2 separate regions of the Homo sapiens genome follow, and region 2 is linked to region 1. The links are chromatin loops, found by intact Hi-C in ENCODE. Cell type or tissue: adrenal gland. All regions are shown on one strand. Links, peaks and the distances in the headings refer to the core of each region. The heading gives the core; the rest is flanking DNA. Region 1 holds the start of LINC00523 (long intergenic non-protein coding RNA 523). Region 2 has its middle 120 kb from the start of LINC02285.

The links. Peaks named below come from ENCODE experiments on the same cell type or tissue, not always from the same donor. Only the 100,000 strongest peaks of a DNase experiment are listed, where the experiment ranks them.
Region 2: it touches region 1 in a loop (2.9-fold over the local background); 16 of 110 quality-filtered maps call a loop at or near these places.

The regions. Positions count from the first base shown.
Region 1 is chr14:100,648,281-100,658,640 of GRCh38, forward strand. It overlaps LINC00523 (long intergenic non-protein coding RNA 523), which reads left to right and starts at 8,988. Exons shown (of 2, transcript NR_024096.1): 1 at 8,988-9,430. In adrenal gland, for the core only: CTCF peaks have their summits at 5,232 (motif pointing left), 6,707 (motif pointing left) and 6,908; a DNase peak (open chromatin) is centred at 6,691.
Region 2 is chr14:101,230,856-101,241,215 of GRCh38, forward strand. No RefSeq gene overlaps it. Among named protein-coding and RNA genes, the nearest start is that of LINC02285, 120 kb to the left of the region's middle. RefSeq lists enhancers at 1,540-2,186, 5,171-5,794. In adrenal gland, for the core only: a CTCF peak has its summit at 4,568 (motif pointing left); a DNase peak (open chromatin) is centred at 4,486.

The sequences.
Region 1 (10,360 bases), core at 5,222-7,721:
AAGACAACAGGAGAGATTAGTCAACCATCTAAACCAGGGGTGTCCAATCTTTTGGTTTCCCTGAGCCACATTGGAAGAAGAACTGTTTTGGGCCACACATAAAATGCACTAACACTAACCATTGCTGATGTACTAAAAAAAATTGCAAAAAAAAAAAAAATCTCATAATGTCTTAGGAAAGTTTATGAATTTGTGTTGGGCTTCAAAGCTGTCCTGGGCCACATGAGGCCCATGGGCCATGGGTTGGACAAGCTTGATCTGAACAGAAGCCAGAACCTGTTGTCCAAAATGATGGAAGAATTGGGGTCTGTCCTTTCCCTCACAGGCCCAGAGTACTAGGCCCTGGAGGGCAGAATGATATCAAAGGAGGGGCCACCGCCACTGCCATACTGTATGGCAGCTTCCATTTCCCTCCATGCATTCCATTGCTGAGCTCCTTATCCACCCCAGCTGTGGCTTCTGCAGGCCCTAGTGTGGCATACACTGTGCCCAGCAAAGCTGTAGAGGCTTGGCTGCCTCCCTCTAGATTTCAAAGGATGCCCCAAGGGGCCTCAGGGCCCAGAGAGAGAAACACTGCAGGGACAAGACCATCATAGACAGCCCCTACCAGAATAATACCCACCATAGCCAGGGGTGGGACCATCTCCACAAACCCAGATCAGCAGAGCCATTGGAATGTGATTCTAACCTGGGAGTGTCACAGGCATGAAATCCCAACCTGTGAGACCTGTAGTATGGGGTGTGCCCAGCACAGCCATGGGGGCAGGGCCACCACCACTGTGTGTCCAACAGGCAGGATCCCCACCCCAGTGAGTCTGGAGGGCAGATCACCAAGCCAAAGCAGATTATTTCTGAGCCTTAAGGTTTCTGGTCTTGGCCGGGACCTGTCACTCCTTCCTTCTTTCCTATTTTTCCGTTTGGGAATGGGAATGTCTAGCCTATGCCTGTTCTACCATTGTATTTAGGAAGCACATAACATGTTTGATATCACAGGCTCCCAGCTGGAGAGCAATTTGCCTCAGAATGAATCATACCTTGGGTCTCATCCATATCTGATACAGATGATATTTACATGAGACTTTGAACTTTAGACTTTTGAGTTGATGCTGGAACAAGTTAAGATGTTTTGGGCAATTGGGATGGAATGAATGCATTTTGCATGCAAAAAGCACATTAAATTTGGGAGGCCAAGAGAAAAATGCTATGAAGTGAATGTTTATGTCCCTCCAAAATTCATATGCTGAAATCTTAGCCCCCATGGTGGCGGTGTTAGGTGATGAGACCTTTGGGAGATGCTATGGTTTAAATGTGTCTCCCAAAGTTTGTGTCTTGGGAACTTAATACCCAATACAACAATGTTGGGAGACAGTGTCTGATAAAAGGTGATGAGGTCATGAGGACTCTGCCTTCATGAATGGATTAATGTCATTATTGTGGGAGTGAGTTAGCTATCATGAGAGTGGGTGTGTTATAAAAGTGAGTTTGGATCCCCTTCCTCCCTCACTCTTGCCCTTGCTCTTCTGCGTTCCACCATGGGATGACACAGCACGAAGGCCATCACCAGATGCTGGCGCCATGCTGTTGGGCTTCTCAGCCTTTAGAACCTTGAGCCAAATACCTTTCTGTTTATAATAAATTACCCAGTCTGTGACAGTCTGTTATAGCAACACAAAATGGACTAAAACAGGAGATTAGATGATGAGGGCAGAGCCCTCATGACTGTGATTAGTGCCTTTATTTAAAAAAAAAACCCCAGAGTGCTCTTTATCCCTCTCACCATGTGAGAACACAACGAGAAGGTGCTGTCTATGAGGAAGCAGGCCCTCACCAGACACTGAATCTGCTGGTGCTTTAATCTTGGACTTTCCAGGCTCCAGAACTGTGAGAAATCAATTTCGGTTGTTTATAAGCCATTCAATTTGTGGTATTTTGTTATAGCAAACAGGCTAACACACCATTACTATTGGTCACAGGAGAACTAAGAGAGGTACCCTGGAGAATCCTCTGCGTTTCAGATACTTTCCTCCCTGTCCTCATTGTGCAGCAGCAGCCCAGTTTCCCCTTGCTAATCAGGATCAATCACTCCAGTGAGTAGAGTCATTTCTTTCCTTTTCTTTTTGTGTTGATTCAGTGGCTTAAGGAGTCCAAAGCAGCCAGGTGATAGCCTCATCTTCCAATTCAGAGAAACCATTGCTGTGTCTGATGGTGGCAGGGTTCCACCTGACTTCTGAACAGTACAAACTGGGAAGCTCCATGGAGTGTGGTAGGTATGAACACCTCTGCTTCTTGTAAGTGACATTAATCTCTCAAATTCCCCTGGGATAAAGTATAGCTTCTGGTTCACTCACTTGGATGGAAGTGGAAGTTTCAGGGATTTCCACTAAGTTCTTCTTGTGATAATGGCCCTCACCACATGGGTCACAGAGCCAATGCAGGGATGCTGACAGTTGCTAAGTATGTCTCCTCCAATTATACATTTAAGAGCTAGACAGATAACCACTAGTGGGGATGGGGTCCATGGACCAACTGGGCCTACTGTGAACCAGACCTGAGTTAAGACTCCATCTATCATCTTCCCACTGTCCACCTCCTTTTAGATTGCTGGGGCATAGTGGAATTTTGGGCCCTCAGGAATTAGTGTTAGTTCAGAACCACTGTCTAGCAATCCTCAAACCATCTAGGCATTTCCTTCCCCTGTTGCACACTCCCTGTAGTAAAAGGCCACAGGTCCCCCTGGAAATGGCTTGGAGGAAGGTTGACAGTGTGCTGTCATGCTGGCCTCCGTTCAACCAAGTCGCCCAGGGTCTGTGCATTTGCTGAGATCTGGAAGTTGGGTAAGAAGCCATGATTCTTCATTGCAACAACTCAAGTCAGACTTGAGGCTACCAGGCCTTGCGCTCTCCCGGTTGTGTTTCCTGTTTAAACTAAGGCTGTAGCAGGCTGCCCATCTCTTTCTTCCCGGGGACACCATGATGAATTAGCCACCACCAAAGATCTGTGTGGGCCAAGGCATGTTGATTGCTTGTGCGTCCCTGCTGTCCGTGATGCTGGATGTACCCACTTTGTCTTTGGCAGTGAAGTGATGATGCCACTTGGCTTCTGCCGCTCTGCAATCTCATCATTCCCACTGAAATCAGGGCATGCAGCTCGGTGGCAGCATCCCCTGCTGTCATGCCTGGTCTAAAAAGGACTGCAACCACAGAGATTTTCAGGGATGCAGGCGTGCCGCTCACCACTGTATTTTTCAATTCCTCAGTGAAGGAAGTGTCTCCTGGGCCCTCTTGCAGAACATAGTAGAGGGATGGGTGTGCAGGTTTCACCTGATAGATCCAGCCCAGCATTCCTATCCTCTAAGCCTTTCGGTTCCCTCCTCCGCCTCATGCCAGGGAAGCTCTGTCATCTCAATCTCATTACCTGAAGGTCACGGGTGAGTCCAAGCTTTAGTCAAGAACCAGCCAAATAATCTGTTAGATCCACCTTCTGCTGGTGGCAGGAAAACTTCCAATGATCCCTGTCTCCTGCTGTTCATTCCTTTATGTAACTCCCTTCCTTTGAGTATAGGTGGGCTTGTGACATGCTTCGAACCAACAGAATATGACCAAGCTGATGGGCGGTCACTGCTGTGATTAGCTTCTGTAAGGTGGTAGCAGGCTCTCAGTTGCCTTCTCAGCATGCAGGCTTTGATAAAGTAAGTGACCATGCTGAAGAGGTCCATGAGGGCAGCCTTCAGCCAGGGCCACCTAGTAACTGAGGCCTTCAGCCCAACAGCCTGCAGGGAACTGACTCCTGCAACAACCTTGTGTGCCTGGAAGTGGATGGTTTCCCAGGGAACCCTTCTGATAAGACTGCAGCTCTGGCTGACACCTGGATTGCTGCCCTATGAGAATCCTGGCCCAGAGGAGCCACGTCAGCCATGCCCAGGTTCCTACCCCATAGAAGCCATGAGATTAAAAGTGTGTGCTGTTGTAAGCCTTGAAGTTTGTGGTAATCTGATACATGGCAATAGATGATTAATGCATAGTTACACAAACTAGCACATTGGATTCAGATTTTCTAGTAAGTGCAACTATGCCAAAACATTTGGCCTGGTCTAATGTTGTATTAATATTTCTCCCTCTGTGATCTAACACCCTTAGAATCCACTCTGCACGTGGTACCCAGGTTTCTGCCCACATATATAAGCAAAGTCTTGTAATTCTTTTGGTGGTAAAGTGTGTACTTGCCCCTGCAGCATGCTGGGATTGGAGCCCAGCTGTGGGTCTAGTGGCAACAGGGTGGCTGCGATGGATCTCGAGATGAATGGGCACCTCCTTCCAGGGCATCTGCCCTGGGTGAGTTTATCCCATGGTTTTCAAGCAGAGGAGAGCCAGTCTCTTCTGACATGAGATGGGTAGCTGCCTCCACTTGCAAAGGAGGCTCCGTGTGACTTGGGGACTCAAGATTGACGGTCTTATTTGGATCCAATCAGATGTTTTCATTCCAAGTTTTGAGATCTGATTCTTCACTAATCAGGGCTCTAACTTTCACATGAGAAACTTGTTGAGCGCATGAATTCAATTGTTATACCTCAGCAGCCTGCACAATTAAAGCTTGTGTCTGATTTTCATCAGCATCAGCCCTGCAGCTAAATGAAATAAGAGCCTCTTTTACAGCTGTCACCGAAGCTCGCTGGTTCTCAGACTGTGACTTGAGCTGAAGGCTAACGGATCCAAGCTTTTCATTTTCTCTTTGTAAGAGCTTGCGTACACTCAAAAGAATCCACACCTCACCAAAATGTTTATAGTCATCGTTACTGCCATAATGGTCAAGTTCAGGAGCCACGTGGGTTCCTTAGGAGCCACTTCATCGCAATCAATGGCAGATGATAGTTGATTAATGGCAATGCTGCTGCATATGGGGGTCACTAACATCCCGTTTCCCATTGGCAAGGAGCTCAGCTTTGTGTTCAAGCCCAAAGGCATGACCAAACCAATCCCCACATCCCATCCATCACCTGGAACCACTCTTGGTACCAATTTTATGTCAGTCAGGGTACATCTGCCCACTTCCCACAGCCTTTAGCTGTGGTCCCCACGCAGCCTGTGGGGCGTGCAGATGATGTGGCTCCCTGTGGATGAGAAAATGGAGGCTTGGGGAGGGGAAATAGTCTCCAAGATCACCCAGTGAAGACACCTCTGAGTCGGAGCTTGAACCCAGGTCTCTGGGCTACAAATTTGGCGCTCTGGCTGCTGGGAGACACTGCCTCCTGGTGGCCGCCCTGGCCACAAACAGCTGGGGATGGAGTTCTCGGGTGGCTTCGAGCAAATTTCCCCGGGGGCGGCCACATCCCACGCAGCACACACACCAGCGAGCCTCTTCTCACCCTGGCTCCCCGCTCCTCTAGGAGCAACTTGGGGAATTCCTACACATTTAATCCCTACTGTGCGCTAAGTAGCGAAGATGGTCGTTCCATGTCACCCTCCCTGCAACCTTGCAAGGTGGGTGCTATCACCCCCAACTAAGCAGGGTGGAGGCGACAGCGGAGAAAACGAGGCTCAGAGAGGCAGAGACTTGTCCAAGGCCACATAGTTGGAAGGCACCAATGTGGGGGCTTGAATCAAAACCAGAGGAAAGATATGCCCAACATTCCTGTCCCTTGGCTCTGGGAGCCCCCGTGGAGGCAGAGATGAGTGCAGGAGTGGGTGCAGAGGTTGGCTCCTCAAAAGAATGCCAGTCCAGGCTGGGTAAACGATGGGTGCTCTGAGCGGTGGGGGGTTTCCCTCCTGCTGTGGGGCTTCCTGAAGGAATCGTGGTGGGAAGCAGGGGTTCCCCTTCAAGGGGGCAGGGGAGACACTCTGGAGTGACATTTGCCACCCACCACTCTGTAATGATCAGAGTGGGAGTAAATGGAGCTGGGCCTCAGAGTAATTGGCCGGGGAACCCTGAGTCTCGGCTCGGCCCAGGGTCACAAAGGTCCCCGAGTTAATGAAGCAAACTCTCCCCAGTGTCAGAGGCCGCCTTCAGCACCCCTACAGAGGACGAAACTTTCAGCAGCAGCTTTTCAAGGTTCCAAAAAGAAAGTTGGTGGAGGGGGGCAGAAAGGGAAGGCGTTGTTTTCATGCCTCTTGCTTCATTTGCATAAGGTGAAAAAATGTTTCCATAGAAACAACTAGAGTCTGTAATTTTTGAATAACGATTTCTGCACACAGCACAACCTGTCTTTTCCAAAGGGGAATTAAGAAATTCTCAACAGCATTTCTTACCATAACAAAAGGCAAAGTTTCCCAATTCTAGGATTGCTGCTCCAGAAGGGAGGGCCTTGGCTCCAGCCCCTGCCCTCTCTCGGCCTCAGTTTACTCCTTCTGTGAAATGGGGCGAATGAGGGTGGAATTAGACTCAGCAGGGATGAAGCCGCCTGCACCGTGGAAGGGGAGGGCGGGCGCTGGAGTGAGATGGGATTCCTGTGTCGGGGCTGGGAGGCAGCAGGGCCGGGCAGCGTTGTGAGGAGCTTTCCAGAAGAGGCGGGGGCAGGGGCTGAGGACCCGAGGACCACCCAGGCCACACGGAGAGGCCCCCGCCCGACCCTGCCCCCCGGGGTCTCCTCTGCGGCGAAGAGCGTGGGTGCAGGACCCCGGCGCGCAGCGCAGCGCAGCGGACCCGGCTCACCTGAGCGAAGGTTGCGGCCTCGCTGGCCGCCTCTGCCCCCTTGTGGCCCGAGGCCACCGCAGCACCCACTTGCCCGGGGCACTGACCTGCGTGGCTGGCTCCGCCAGGGCCTGACCTCCCTCCTGGTGCCTTTGCAGAGGGGGAGCAGCCACAGGGCCTGGGGGTGGGGTTGGGCTGGGAGAGGGACCCCAGGATCCTCTGGCCACCTGCCCTCCTCCCAGGCGTTGGCACACGTGGTTCCACGGAGGGGCTCCCTGGGGCATCTCGGGAAGTGCAGATTCCCGGGCCTGCCTCTGCAGGTCTGACTCAGGAGGCCAAGAGGTGACGGCTAAAGTGGAGAGGACCACAGCGAGGCCTGCAGAGGGTAACGTGGGGGACTTGTCTGCTCCCCCATATTACAGATGAGAAAACTGAGGCCCTGCGTGGGGGGCCCCCCCTGTCCGTGGCTTCCCACCAAGGAGGCCCTGCATGTTCTGTCCATCCTCTGACTGCTCAGCGACCAAGGCAGCTGGGTGGTGGTCCGGGTCTGTGGAGGACGGTAACCGGGGGCTGTTGTCCTTGGAGTCCCGGTCTGCCTGTATTTATCCTCCTCATTTAACTGAGGGCTGATTATTGTGCTGGGACTGGAGCTGGGCAGGCAGCAGTGCCTGGTGTCTCTGGCTTAATTACAGCTGGAGGAGACGGGAGCAATGAGGCGTGAGCTGCTGGTGACTCCAACACAGGAAACGCTCCTGCAGACGTCCTTCCCTCCTCATTTTTAAGAAATACATGTACAAAGCCTCCCCGATTGAAAAATAATGACCCCACTGGATGGTGACTTTTTGGGGGGCAGCAGGGTCTGCCCTCAGCCTAGCTTCTGGAGCCCCTCCTCACTCTGGTGCTCTCCCCTTTAGCCTCCATCTCCTGACCTCCTCCCTCAGCAGGCTTCCGACTGTCCCCTGGGCTCCAGATGGCAGGGATGGGTTTGGAGAGGTGGCACTGTGAGGTGTGGGGAGGCCTGGCTCCTGCTGGTGGTCCTGAACAGAGGCTGCCATTAGGGTTACAGGTGAGACAGATGGGCACAGATGGGCAGAGCCGATGGCTCTGGAAGTTCAGGGGGTGGCCCAGGGTGGCCCATCTTGCTGGGGCTGCAGTTTCCCTGGGCAGCTGGATGTTGGCTGGCAGCACTGGGCAAAGAGGAGACAGAAGCACAGAAACGGAATCAGGCAGCCCAGCCCAGCCCTCTGTGTCCTGCTGCAGGATAGCCTCCAGTCAGGTAAAACAGGTGGTGGCTTCAGGACTTGCACAGACAGAGCATGTGCTATGTCACTGGGAAGGAGCTCACCGGGAGACAGATGGGGCCTTGGGAAAGCGGGTTCCTGCTGTGGAGCCTCAGTTTCCTCATCTGTGACACGGGGCTTTGGTGAGGGTTGCTGTGAGAATGAAGAGTGAGTGATTTGTGAACAGCCAGCTCACGGCTGAGAGGTGGAGAAAGAAGATGGGGCTGTTCTCTTCCCCAGCTGGAGTCTTGGAGGACAGCAGCTGCCCAGAGGAAATGGAAAGTTAGGTCCGAAGGCTGCTTTGAAATGGTTGGAGGCTGGTTACCCTGAACCCAGCTCTGGTTTGGCTGCTATCAGCTGGCTCACTGGTGAAAACCTCAGAGCTTTTTTTTTTTTTTTTGGTGGGAATTAGAGCCCATGATGGGTGCATGTATTTGGAAACCATAACACTCCATTGGCACATGCGAGAGTGGTTTGCGATGGAACTCAGTCCTCACAACACTGAGGAAACACAGTTGGGAGACTGAGGCACACAGAGAAGGTGGCTCACCCAGGGCCACACGGCAGGGAGATGTGGCAGCTCTGATGGGGACGTCCAGCCTGGTGGCATCTCAGCATACACAGTTAGGGGGTTCCTCTTAGAGAGAAGGAATACAAAATCCTGCGGCGGTGGATATTCAGACATGTGTGGAGTCCCAGCAAGTGGTCCATTCTATATTAGGCAAATATTAGAGACGGCAACGCAGCCAGGCCCTCCCTGCCAGGAAGTGTGGAAACCCTGAGGAATCAGCACCCGCTGTCACTCGAACCCAGGCCTGGACTCCTGCCCCAGTGCTCTTTCCACCAAAGCACCTTCCTCGAATGCACCCGGTTTCCTGGGAGTGAGCTTCTTTGCCACTGGAATGAACAAAAAATCCAGATGAGGATTTCAGGGTGGCTCTGCCCTGCCTGCCTCACACCGCCCTTTCCAGAACAGGCGGGGGAGCGCGAGGCAGGGCGGTTCTCGCTTGGAGACGGGTGGGTGGACTGGAGGGCAGAGGCAGGCTCTGGGTTCTGCACCCATTTACATATCCCCTGCGCACTGTCCGGAGCACTCCTTCCCTTCCCTGGTTCCTCAAGGCACGGCTCCCCCAGGCAGATGAAAGCTTAATAGAGTTTTGCGACATGAAAGTCAGTCGGAGGAAAGAGCCTTGAACAGTTGTGCGTGAGAGAGAGGCAAGCGCCCGAAATTATTTTACGACAAAGGCAGCTCTCTCTGCCACAGAGGCACAGAGGAGAAAGGAGCCCAGGAAACGGGTCATTTCTTTCGTGGAAAAATGGAAATGCTCTGAAGCATTTTGGGAGACGTGCTGTGAAGCAGGTGACACCAGAAGACAAGGACACTGGGGGCTCCCTGCCGGGAGGCGCAAAAAGCAACTCCCGTTCGAGGGTCAGAGGAGCCTGGATGCTAATGTCTCTCCAAAGTGACTTGGAGCCAACTGCCGGAAAGGCCATGCCCTTAGGAGCACAGGCAGGTCCCAGCTCAGGTGAGCCTGAACCTTCTGCCCCATCAGGAGGTTCCAGTGGGAGGAGCTCAGGTGGGGAGGAGTCGGAAGTCAGGATTTCATGCCTCCCTCATTGGCTCTGGGGTTCCCTTTAAGGTGGACACTCGGTGTGGGCAGTGGGAGGCAAGAGTGAAGCAGAGGAGAGCAAGCGTGGTGGTTTAGCAAAGTAAAGCAAAGTAAACCTGGAGGGAGCAAATGACTTTGTCCTGGGTGTGAAAGGGTAAGGCCCCATTGTAGGTCATTTATTCATTCAACAAACACGGGTTGAACTGTGTCTTGGGCTGGCCTCAGAGAAGCTCAAGAAAAGAAAGATGCTGTCATTGCCCCGAGGAGCCACTGTCTGGCATGCAGGCCAACTGTGACAAGCTGTGGTCCAGGTGAGGTGGGGTCTGGACAAGCCAGGAGGGGTTCACTGTGGATGAGCCAGGGAATGGGGAGAGGCCCCAGAGACGGGCTATGAAGACCAGTCTTGGGGCAAGAACAGTAGGTGGGGAGGGGAGGGAGAACCTTCCAGCAGGAGGATGCACCTGTGGCTAAAGCTTGGAGGTGCAGGGAACGCCCCCAAGCACCTGGGGCCACAGTGCAGGGTGTGGCCAGGACAGGAGTCCTGGAGCTGGACAGCCTGAGGGGCCACATGGTGCTGGGCTCTGTTCCCGGTGGGGAGGGGTGGGACTGTCCCTGTGGACAGCAGGGGGCTACTAGGGGCCCTGGGGAGTGGCAGTGAGGGCAGATACAGGATGTGGCCAGGTGGCGCTGGCTCAGGCAAGTGGGATGGGGAGGGGAGCAGAGGCTGCAGCCAGGAGGGCAAAGGGGAGGTGGCTAGGCCATGGAGGGGAGGAGGAGCATGGGGAGAGCAGCATTGGGGGAGCTCCAGAAGGCCCCTGGTGTCAGAACAGAGGGCAGACCTGCTCC
Region 2 (10,360 bases), core at 3,267-5,766, 580 kb after region 1:
CATGGATGAGATTTGGGCCCTCATCTATGAAGTGGGCCTCTGGAGCCACTGTGCTCAGTGTGGGAGGATTGAACAGGACCATGTATATAAACCTCCTATCAGGACTGGGCACATAGCAGGTGCTCAGGAAAGGCACGAGTACCTGCCTCACCCTGCAGGTGGGCACAGTGCCCAGCCAGGTTTACAAGGTTGTCTGCCTGTAGCTCACTCTCACCTTGCAGCCTCTGCCATTTGGATGCGTGCCCTCAGCTTTCACGGGGGGCAGTTACAAGAAGCAGTTTTATGAGACTCATCACCGCATTTGCTGTCCAGATGCTGTTGGGGACATTATCCATTTTTCATTTCAGGGCCACCTAGATGGAGCCTCATGAGAAAAGCATCTTTCAGAGCCAAAGCTAGAAAAAGCTTTGCACCTTCCAGAGCACTGAATGACTGCTGTCTTTGACAGAGCCTTTTCCTAACACTGGTGTGCAAAGACACTGCTCTGCTCAGCTCATGGGACGGTCTCCAGGATGATGACAGTGGCCCCATACATTTTCCCCTGGGGTCTCACATATTCTCTGTGTGCCCTGATGGATAGAGAGTTGGGAAATCTTATTCTAAGGGATTGTGAAGACAACTGAACTAATCTTATTTCCCTTTTCATTTTGGCTTCCAGGAATCTCAGAGACAAATTCAAAACTTCAGACAAATCCACTCTACAGGACCTATTGGCCTGTATATTTGTGTTTTACTTTTCTCTTTGCTGTTCAGTTCTTCTCATGTATATTTACTCTTACCTGGGACCTTTTGTGTGTTTGTGTTTCACTTAGTTTTGCTATATCGTGCCTGTAGGCTGAGGTGTTCCTTCATGAAGTGAGACAGAGTTTGAGTAAATGTTTACATGTGTCAAGCATGAAACAGACCCCAAACCCCACACAGCCCACAAGTCCCAGGAGCCAACCCTATGCCTTCCCCTCCTCCTGTATTCCTCCTCCATGAGCCTCTGCATGTTCAGAACCTACCTTGGATGCCATGGCCTTTAGACAGCAAATCCTCCTAGCAAGAGCACACAGACCTACTCTCAGGGTCACACTTCTGATTCAGGATTTCAGAGTTCCAGGAGACACCTGGCCCTGGTCCTTCCTTCTAGGGAATGTCGAGGCCAAGAGGGTGGGTGGCAGGTCCCAGGTCACAGAGTGTGGTGGTGGCCTGGCCTTGAAGCTGGCTTTCCTCACTTTCACCCACACGGGTCACGCACCAGCTAATCCACCCCCAGCTTCCAAACAAGGCGATTGTCTCTGGGGTGGAAGATTCCATATAAACATGAGATTAATTTTGTATTATTATTGACTGAGTGTCAGTTGCCTTGGCTGGAGGTTTTGGGGTCAGGATGAAAACTGGATGCTTTTGCCCACCAAACCTTTCAACAATGTGGGAAACACCACCCCACAACCAGACCACCAGACCTCCCTGCGGAGCTGGCAAACACCGCCGCCAGGGCCAAGGGAAATGGCAAAGTCAGAGAGGCATGACTTGGTTTGTGAGGAGGAGAGGAAAAGGGCCTTTCAAAACAAAGCTTGGGACAGCCCATCGGGCCTCTTTCTCCTTGCCTAGCAGAATTCTTGGTGACATGTTGCCAGCGTTCAAGCACAGTGCACACACATGAATGCCTGCATACACATGCCCACATACACATGCCCACACATGTGCCCCCCCACAGGCAGGTACGCACACAGTCACGCACACACAGACGTGAGCATATGCACTCGCACACACACACACGGTCACGTGCATACATCCGTACACACATTCTTGTAAGTGCACACACACACGCTCACATGTAAGCACGCACACACACATGAACACACAAGTGCCCCCACACACAGTGCTGTCTAGTGCTAGCCTCGGTTCCTTTCTGTGCCATCGCCCATGATTAATGTGGATGCTTTCATGAATGTGTTTTCTCTCGGCGCCGGGCCTGTGCTTAGCCCGCGTAAAGCAGTGCTCTCAGGCCCAGGAGCTGGGGTCTGGTTAAAGCGGTGCCTCGCTGTCAAAAAATGTTGGCAGCTGGAGAGCAGAGTTTGCAAAGGCCAAGAGGAGACGTGTGGCAAAATGAGGGTGCACAGTGCACCCTGGGCCTCAGGGGCTTCCTGAAAACCTGCCCTTCCTCAGGCCCCAAGGGCCCACGGCACAGACCACTCCACCCCGCACCATTCCTCCCCACACTGCTCCTTCCCGCGCATTCTTGCTCCTGCCCCGGCGGGCTGTTTGCAAAAGGTGCTGGCAGGCGTTTCCCCAGGAAGGCCAGGGCCTCCTGCATGCGCCTCTGCGGCCCCCTCCACGTGCCAAGCCACCAGGCCTCCCGCCTCCCTAAGCCCACCCAGACGGGGGCTGAGTCTTGGTGAGCAAGATTGATGGCACAGGATCAGAGCCAAGGGGAGGCTCCTGCCAGCCGGAGGCCTGGGGAACTGAAAACATGGCCTCAACAGCATCTCGGGACCGAGGAGCTCAGAGGAGCATGGGGAATGAAAACCTCAGTTTTGGTTACTCTCTTAATAATCCAGGGCCCTCGGAGACGGTGGGGAAGATGAGGCCTCTTATGCTGATGGCAACGGGAATCCCTCAGGATTTCAATCCCCATTCTGGGGGAACTGTTGAAAGGGGCCCCTTGCCGGGTGTATAAAGGGATCCTCACAGCAACCCCAAAGGTTGGGCCCCATTGTCCTCGTTTTACAGCAGAGGAGGAGTGGAGACTGGGGGATGGCGACTCCCCAAGGCCACACAGCGGAGGGTCGGAAGCAAGGCCCACCTTCCGCCCTCACCCACACAGACCCCAGCCTCAAATGCAAGCCCGTTAAGGCACACTCTGTATGTAGAAACTCTCACCGATTTTGTCTGTGCACAAAGCTAAACAAACGTCCCTAGAACAGGATATGGGATTGTGGCAGGCTTGTCTGGCAACTGGGAGAATTGGATTTAGCCAGAGAATTTCTTCCATGAAAAAAGGCTGTGGGCTGGAACCTGTTCACAGCAAGTGGTGAGGCCAGACCACGGCCCACAGCCACAGCCCACAGCCCCATGGCCCCACAGCCCCAGAGCCCCAGAGCCCCAGAGCCCCACCACACACCCTGCCTGCTGCAGATGTACCCTCTGCTGGGGCCTCCCACGTCCCCCTCTTTGAGGTGAGGGAGTCGGGTGGCCCTCCTTCACCGCACCAGCAGAAAACCCAACAAGGAAAGCGCAGCCAAGGGCTCTGCACCCACAGCCAAGGGCTGTATGTCCAGGGGGTAGGAGAGACGGTCCCCTGGGGGAGCAGAGTAGGGAGGTCTCGAGGAGCCATGACCTTTCAGGCAGACATGGCACTTAGGGGTGAGGAAATGCTTGTTTGCAGAGAGAGGAAGGGAGTGGGAGCTGGGGGCTGTGTTGTTTCCATATTCACAGAGCCAGATGAAAATAGGGTGGTCTAGAGTCGGTGGGGGAGGGACTTCAGGGCATCGGTTCTCATCGCCCACCCGACAGGGGTGGGCTCACCAAGGTCCCTGAGGGGAGCAGCTCCCCCTGCATTCGGACAGCTGTGAAAAGACACTCCTGACTTGCGTGTGACCCTGCGCGAGCCACTCCCTGTGCTGGGGGCCCAGGTTTCCCTTTGTAAGACAGAGGGAGGATGGCAGCTGCAAGAAGACAGCTAAGGACAATGGCGGAAGAGAGAGGGAAGTGGGGGAGCAGCGGGGGTGGGGGGCCTTTCTCAGACTCCAGCCTAGTGAGGAGTCCCTGCGCAGAAGAGGACACGACCACCCAGTGCGATCACGCCGCACAGTGGGGCTGCGGGAGAGCAGAGAATCCCCCTCTAGGGTGGGCTCCTAAGGGACGCGGGGTCCAGCCTCGCAGAGGACACGGCCCAGCTGGGGTACAAGGTCAGAGGGAGGGCAGTGAGCCCAGGGACCCGGGGGTCTGCTTGGCAGCAGAAGGGGCTTCTGAGGAAGGCCCAGCCTGGCGGTGGGGACCTAACAGGGGCTCACCCTGCTTCAAGCAGCAGGGTCTGAGCCCAGCTCCCAGCTAGGCTGCCGGCAAGGGAGAAACAAATGGAAAATTCAAGGTCCCTGCATTCCGAGAGGGCATTTGGTGCCTCTGCCACCCTCCTGGGCCTGTGTGTGTGCCGTATGTGCAAAATAGGGTGCGTGTGTGTGGGAACATGTCTCTGTGGGTTGTGTGTGACTTATAAACGCGTGTGAGTGCACGTCTGTGTACATGTGTGAGTATGACTGTCTCTGCGTGTACATGTACATGTGTTTGCGTGTGTGCACTTGAGTGTGGATGTTTATGAGCGTGTACGTGTGTTCATGTGTGTGCTTACGTGTGTGTGTGTGCGTGATTGTGTATGGCCAGGGCTGTGATCACAGACATCAGGGAAAAGCTCAGTACCCAAGCAGGGCCTTGGTCCCCAAACCGCCTCAGGCAGGAGAGGCGGGGGTGCCTGCCAGGGCCCCTCACCACCCTGGGCCGCTTCCTCCTGGGCAGGGCCCGCTGGGCAGGGAGCTCCAGTGGATCCCTGCCAGGTCTCCTGGCTCGCACTGCCCCCCAGTGGCCATCCTCAGTGCCCAAGGGCCTGGGGCTGGAGTGGACAGCGAACCACAGATAGGGCCCCGGAAGGACCAAGGCCATGGGCCCCCTCTGTGCAGGGGCTCTGTCCTCCAGCCCCCCTCCAAGAAAACAGCAGATTTTCTGACCTAAGACCTCCAGACCCACCAGGATGGTGCCTGTCCCTTCCAGGTGGGCCACCTCGCCCAGGCTTCTGGAGGGGAGAACCAGCCCCTTTTGACTAAACCAACTGCCAGGGATCTTAAAGAGGAAGGACCAGCCCATCCGATGCGCCCACCCGGAGATGCCTCCTGCCTGCCACCAGCTCCTGGTGGCCTCTGCCAGGTCACCCCTTGGTTCCAGACCTCAGCTGCAGCATCTGGGTTGGCAGGGCTGAGGACCCTCGCAATCAGACATCTCATGAGTTTTGGACTTTAAGACCTGATCAGCAGGGTCTGGGAGCTGCCCTGAATGTACCCTCAGAACCCCCTACAGAGGGGATCCTCAAAGCTTCTGCAGGATTGAGCTGCGTGTCCTGCTGCTGGAGCCAGCCACCCGGGCTTTCCCGTTCTTGGGAGGAAAGGAAAGAGAAGAACGAGTCCTTTCTGGGCCAATGAGGACTCAGGCCAGGAAAGCGAGGGGCTGGGCCAATACCCATCCCCCTGTCCCTGCCAGACGCATTTTCAAGAGTCTCTATTTTGGTCAAGAGAGTGGGCCTGGGAGAGAAAAGTGCTTGTGAGCGGAAGTTACAGAGGTCCTCTCAGGGCCATGGTGATGGGTGGGGGGCCCTCAGGAGGTCGGGCAGGGCTGTCCTCCCACCACAGAATCCCCCCAAACGGCAGCCTCATAGCATTGTCAGAACTCGTCTTCCTTACACAATTTCCGGATGAAATATCTGAAAAAAAAGAAAAACAATGCCCAGTTACGTTGGAATGTCTGACAAAGATGCAACATTTGAGATACGCTTATATGAAGACGTTATTTATTGTTGGTCTGAAATTCCAATGTAACAGAGTGTTCTGTGTTTTTATTTGCTGAGCCTGACAACAACAGCACTGTCTCTCCTCCAGGTTCCCGGTGGATTTTCTCTTTCCCAGGCACAGGGCTGTGCCTTGCTCCCCTGAGGGACGCCCATCTCAGGTGATGGGGTCTGTCCATCTCGGGCTGCCTCTGCCAGCTCCCCACTTCAGATGGACTCTAGCAGCTGGGCTTGCACAGCCCACTGCCCGGGGTCCCGCAGATGAAAACACCCCACTGGGGTTGTTAACTCAAAAGAATGTGCCTATCGGCTCAAAGTTCAGCTGCAGTCGCATTCATGGCCTCCGTCTACTGGACGGCCTCCCAGGGTCCTGGCACACATGCCAGGCCCACCTTCCCTCATTCAGGTGCCTCTGAGGGCCCGTTACCAGCAGGGCAGGAGGAAGTTGTGGAGTGTGCCAGATCCTTGCCTGCCTCCATCGCTGATGGTGGACCTTATCTTCTGCCTTTGTCCTCAGGCCCTCCCAGGGTGCATCCCAAAGGCATTGGTCTCAGCCCAGGCAGGTAAGCAGTGGATGTGTGACCTGTCACTGAATTCTGCAGCTCCTTCCCACTGCTGGTGGTAGGTGAGTGCCAGGCCCTGAGGACTTGATGCTGGTCTTGGGGGCTGCGGACTCAGCATGGGGTCCCCAAGAAGGGGTCCGAGTCCCCCTGTGATGGGCAGAGTCCATCCTTCTTAGAGTCTGAATTAAAACAGCCTCTCTGTTGTACAGAAACACTCGCTGCGGGGTTGGCTGAGCAGAACCTTTGCGTGGTCTCCCTCCCACCCACTCTGGCCCAGTGTGTCCTGCTCCCAAGACCTCATGGGTGCTGTGGCCTGCTCCAGATGCCCTCTCCACCGGCCAGCCCCATCCATGCCCATGGGCACACAGTGCCTAGTCTCACAAAGCAGCTGTCAGGTAAGGGGACTCCGCCTCCCCTGGCCTCCTTCCCAGGTGGTATCTGGAGGAGACACAAGTCCTAACTTCCACACTCCTCGGTTTCTTTTTAGGCAAACTTGGCTGATTTCAGAGCACTGGCCACCCCTGCCTGGACCCCTCAGCTCCGTGTCCCCAGGTCTCTGCCAGGCAGGAACACATGTCCAACGCCGCCGCCGCCTCCTGCAAGTGCTAAGGCCCCAGCCTGGACACTCAGCGCCCATCCTCCACAGGACAAAGCTCCAGCTTCCTGCAGGGCCCTCCTCTGCCTCCACATTTTTTTTTTTCCAGGCTGGAGTGCAGTGGCGCGATCTTGGCTCAATGCAAGCTCTGCCTCCCGGGTTCACACCATTCTCCTGCCTCAGCCTCCCAAGTAGCTGGGACTACAGGCACCAGCCACCACGCCCAGCTAATATTTTGTCTTTTTTTTTAGTAGAGACGGAGTTTCACCATGTTAGCCAGGGTGGTCTCGATCTCCTGACCTCGTGATCCGCCCTCCTCGGCCTCCCAAAGTGCTGGGATTACATGTCTCCACATTTTTTTTCACTGAGAAAGTCTGTTTTGAAATCTTTAAAACTAATGAATAAATTAATGATATGTTCCAGCTTCCAAAAGGACCAAGTTTCTAAATGGAGAAAATGGTGCCTTTGCAGCAAGAGCCAACCCCAAGGACCAAGTGCCCTAAAATGAATCTGCTGATGTTCAAAGGGCAGAAATGGGCTGGTCCTAAGGACCAGGCCACCCAGTGAAAGTGGGTCTCCAAGCGTGCCTCCTGCCACCCCGGTCTCAGAGGAGGCTGGCCACTCCTTCAAGGTGACCGTTCCTCAGAGGGTCTTGGTGCTCTCATCTGTAGAAAGAAACTGTCTCCAGCCCTCAGAAGTACTGTGAGGCAATGGGATGGGGGAGGCTACCAGGAGTCACTCAATTATCAAGCAAATGGGGTGGTCCCTGAAGAGGCAGAGAACTCCAGGTAGAGCCCAGAAGTCCCAGAAGAAGTCCAGGCACTTGCTGTGTGCTGATCAGGTGGGTGAGAGATGGGTCTCACGCTGGGCTCTGACCTTTCTTCTTCCCAAACCACCCACGAGCTGTTGGAAGTTGGGGCTGTGTCTCTGTCATGCCTGTACTCCTCTGGTGCCTACTGGGTGCCCAGTGAGTGATCAATGGATGCAAGAAGCAGCAAATACTGTTGGCTGCATCTGATATGTGGTTATCAAATATAAGGTTTCAAATGAACCTTTTAGGCCTAAGAGTCTTTTCTCAACAAATGATTCTTGAGGAGCTATTTTCACATTGTTCAAAAGGTTTATGTCTGCTCACCACTCAACAGGCAACGTCTGACATTTTAACTAACTGCTTCTTGTGGACTCATCCCTGGTGAGCACCCAGGTACCTACCACATAAACAGCTTGCAAGAGGTACTTGATGAATGAATGAATCCATCAATAAACAAAGGGGCTACATTGTAACAGGTGGCCTGCCAGTATGTCTCTTTCCTTAGACTGTGAGTTCCAGGAGGGCAGGAAGATTTTCGCATTTATTTTTTATTCCCTGGAGCAGGCAGGAAGGTCCCCGCATATTTCTTGAATGAACAAAGGGATGAATGAAGACACACTCGTACAAATAGATGCATTGCATCCTTCCTGTGGATCAAACCACCATGATCTCAACAAGCAGCACCTACGAAGCTCCTCTGACGATGAGAGCGGGACAGCTCCATCCTGTTGGCTGTACCAGGAAGCCCAGCCTGCTGCAGACTCATCCCATCACATACCTGTGTTTCTCAGAAACTTATCAGGAAGAAGGCAGTGTCTGTGACCTCAGCCCTTCTGCCAGGCGCTGCTGGCCCAGGTTCAGGGTCAGCTGCAATTCTCCCTCGGTGGGTGCCGACCTGCAGAGCTCTTGCCGCAGGTGTTATGCAAACAACTGGGGCCACCGCAGTGTGTGCATGGCCCTGCCTTGTACTCTGAGAGCTCGGCCCCTTGAAAGATACCCTTTGAACTATTGAAAGGGCACACTTCCAAGCAAAGGGTAGTGTTTGTGCTGACCATCCTCCCCCAGCAGTGTTAAGTCTTTCGGGGCAAGATGGTAAGATCCACAGAGGAGCCTAAGTGGAGGGAAGGACATGGTAAAGATGAAAGCTTTGGGGGGCTTGGTGTTGGGAGCTTGTGCATCTCCCCGGGAGAATATCTCGGTCCCATCTTGGATTTTGAGAAGCCGCACACTGCGTGTCTTCTCAGCTGCTTGCTGGCATCTGCGGAGCCAGCTTCAGAAAGAACACGTGGATTTAGGGACCAGGGGCCAGCCAGCCCACAGATACAGATGTTTCACCTCTAGAATCTCCAGATGTTGCACATCATTCTGCAGTTTCTCTTTCTGCAGCTCGCTCCTCCTGAGAAAAAGACTTAAAGAAGGCAAATAGCTCAACCATTACAGTCACATCAGCGGATATTCTCCACAACACCCCCTCCCCACATTTTTGCTGAGAAAGTCCATTTCAGAAACCTTTTACATTAATGACTAAATTGAGTATATATTCCAGTTTCCTAAAAGGACCAATTTCAAATATGCAAAATTCATAGGTTTTTTTAAAAAATGCTCTAAAGTGGTTGCATTTTACACAAATCACCTGTGCAAACAGCAGAGCACTCCATCTGCTTCTGTGTCTGACAGACACAGTGGGGCTCTAGGTCCCCACGCCACCCAGGGACTGCCACTCGGCCTCCCTGACGCTTGTGTCTCTCACCTCAATAGAGGAGGACAGAGCTCTCAGAGGCCACCATGAGGAGTCGGAAAAAGCATGGGTGGAAAGGTCAAATCAAGCATTTGGCCAGACAGGGCCTTGCTCCAAGGCACCTGCTTCAATGATGATCCATTGATATGTCAGAGCCGTTGTTCCTTCCTGCTCCAATGACCTGACTCCAAGAGCTGGGAAGGACCTTGGAAATTATCTGGCCTGCCTTCTCATATGGGGAAAGTAAGTCTCAGGCCAAGGGGCTTCTGTGGCTGACAGAATAATGTCCCCCCATCAAGGCATCCGTGTCCCAATCCCAAGAATCTGCGAATATGTCACCTTACATGGCAAAAGGGACTTTCCAGAGGTGATTACATTCAGGATTTTGAGCTGGGAGAGTATCCTGGGTTAGCCAAGCAGTCTCAACCATCTAATCACTGAGTCCATGTAAGCGGAGAACCTTTCCCAGCTGTGTCAGGAACAGACCTGATGATGGGTTGGAAGAGAATTGGAGGTCCTGCTGCATGGCTGGCTTTGAAGACGGAGGATGGGGCTATAAGCCAAGGAATTCAGATGGGTCTAGAAATTGGAAAAGTCAAGGAAACAGATGCTGCCCCTAGAACCCTAGAAGGAACACAGCCCTGTGGGTGCCTTCATTTTATCCCCTGGGACTCGGATCAGACTTCTGACCTCGAGAACAGCAAGGTGATACACATGTGTTGTTGTGGGCCACTGGGTGTGTGGTAATTTGTTGTGACAGTGACTGGAAACTCATTCAGCTTTCTAAGTAACAGAGCCCATGTGCGGTGAAGCCACGACCCTGTGGCCAGTTTCCTGACTCCCCATCTAGTGATTGGCACCCAGAGCCCTAGACTGGCTTTTTCTCCCAAAAGTTGGCTACAGATGGTGGTCGTAGCAGCTGGGTTCCCTCTCTTCCCTCTAGAAGATCAGAGCAAAAATGCTGTCACTGTCACTCCTGGCAACCATACCCAAGTATTCTTTCATTTGTTCATTATTCAGCAAATATTTCCTGAGCACCTACTCTGTGCCAGGTACTGTTCTAGGCACTGGGGATGCAGCTGTGAATGTCATGCTAAGTCCCCGCTTCCTGCAG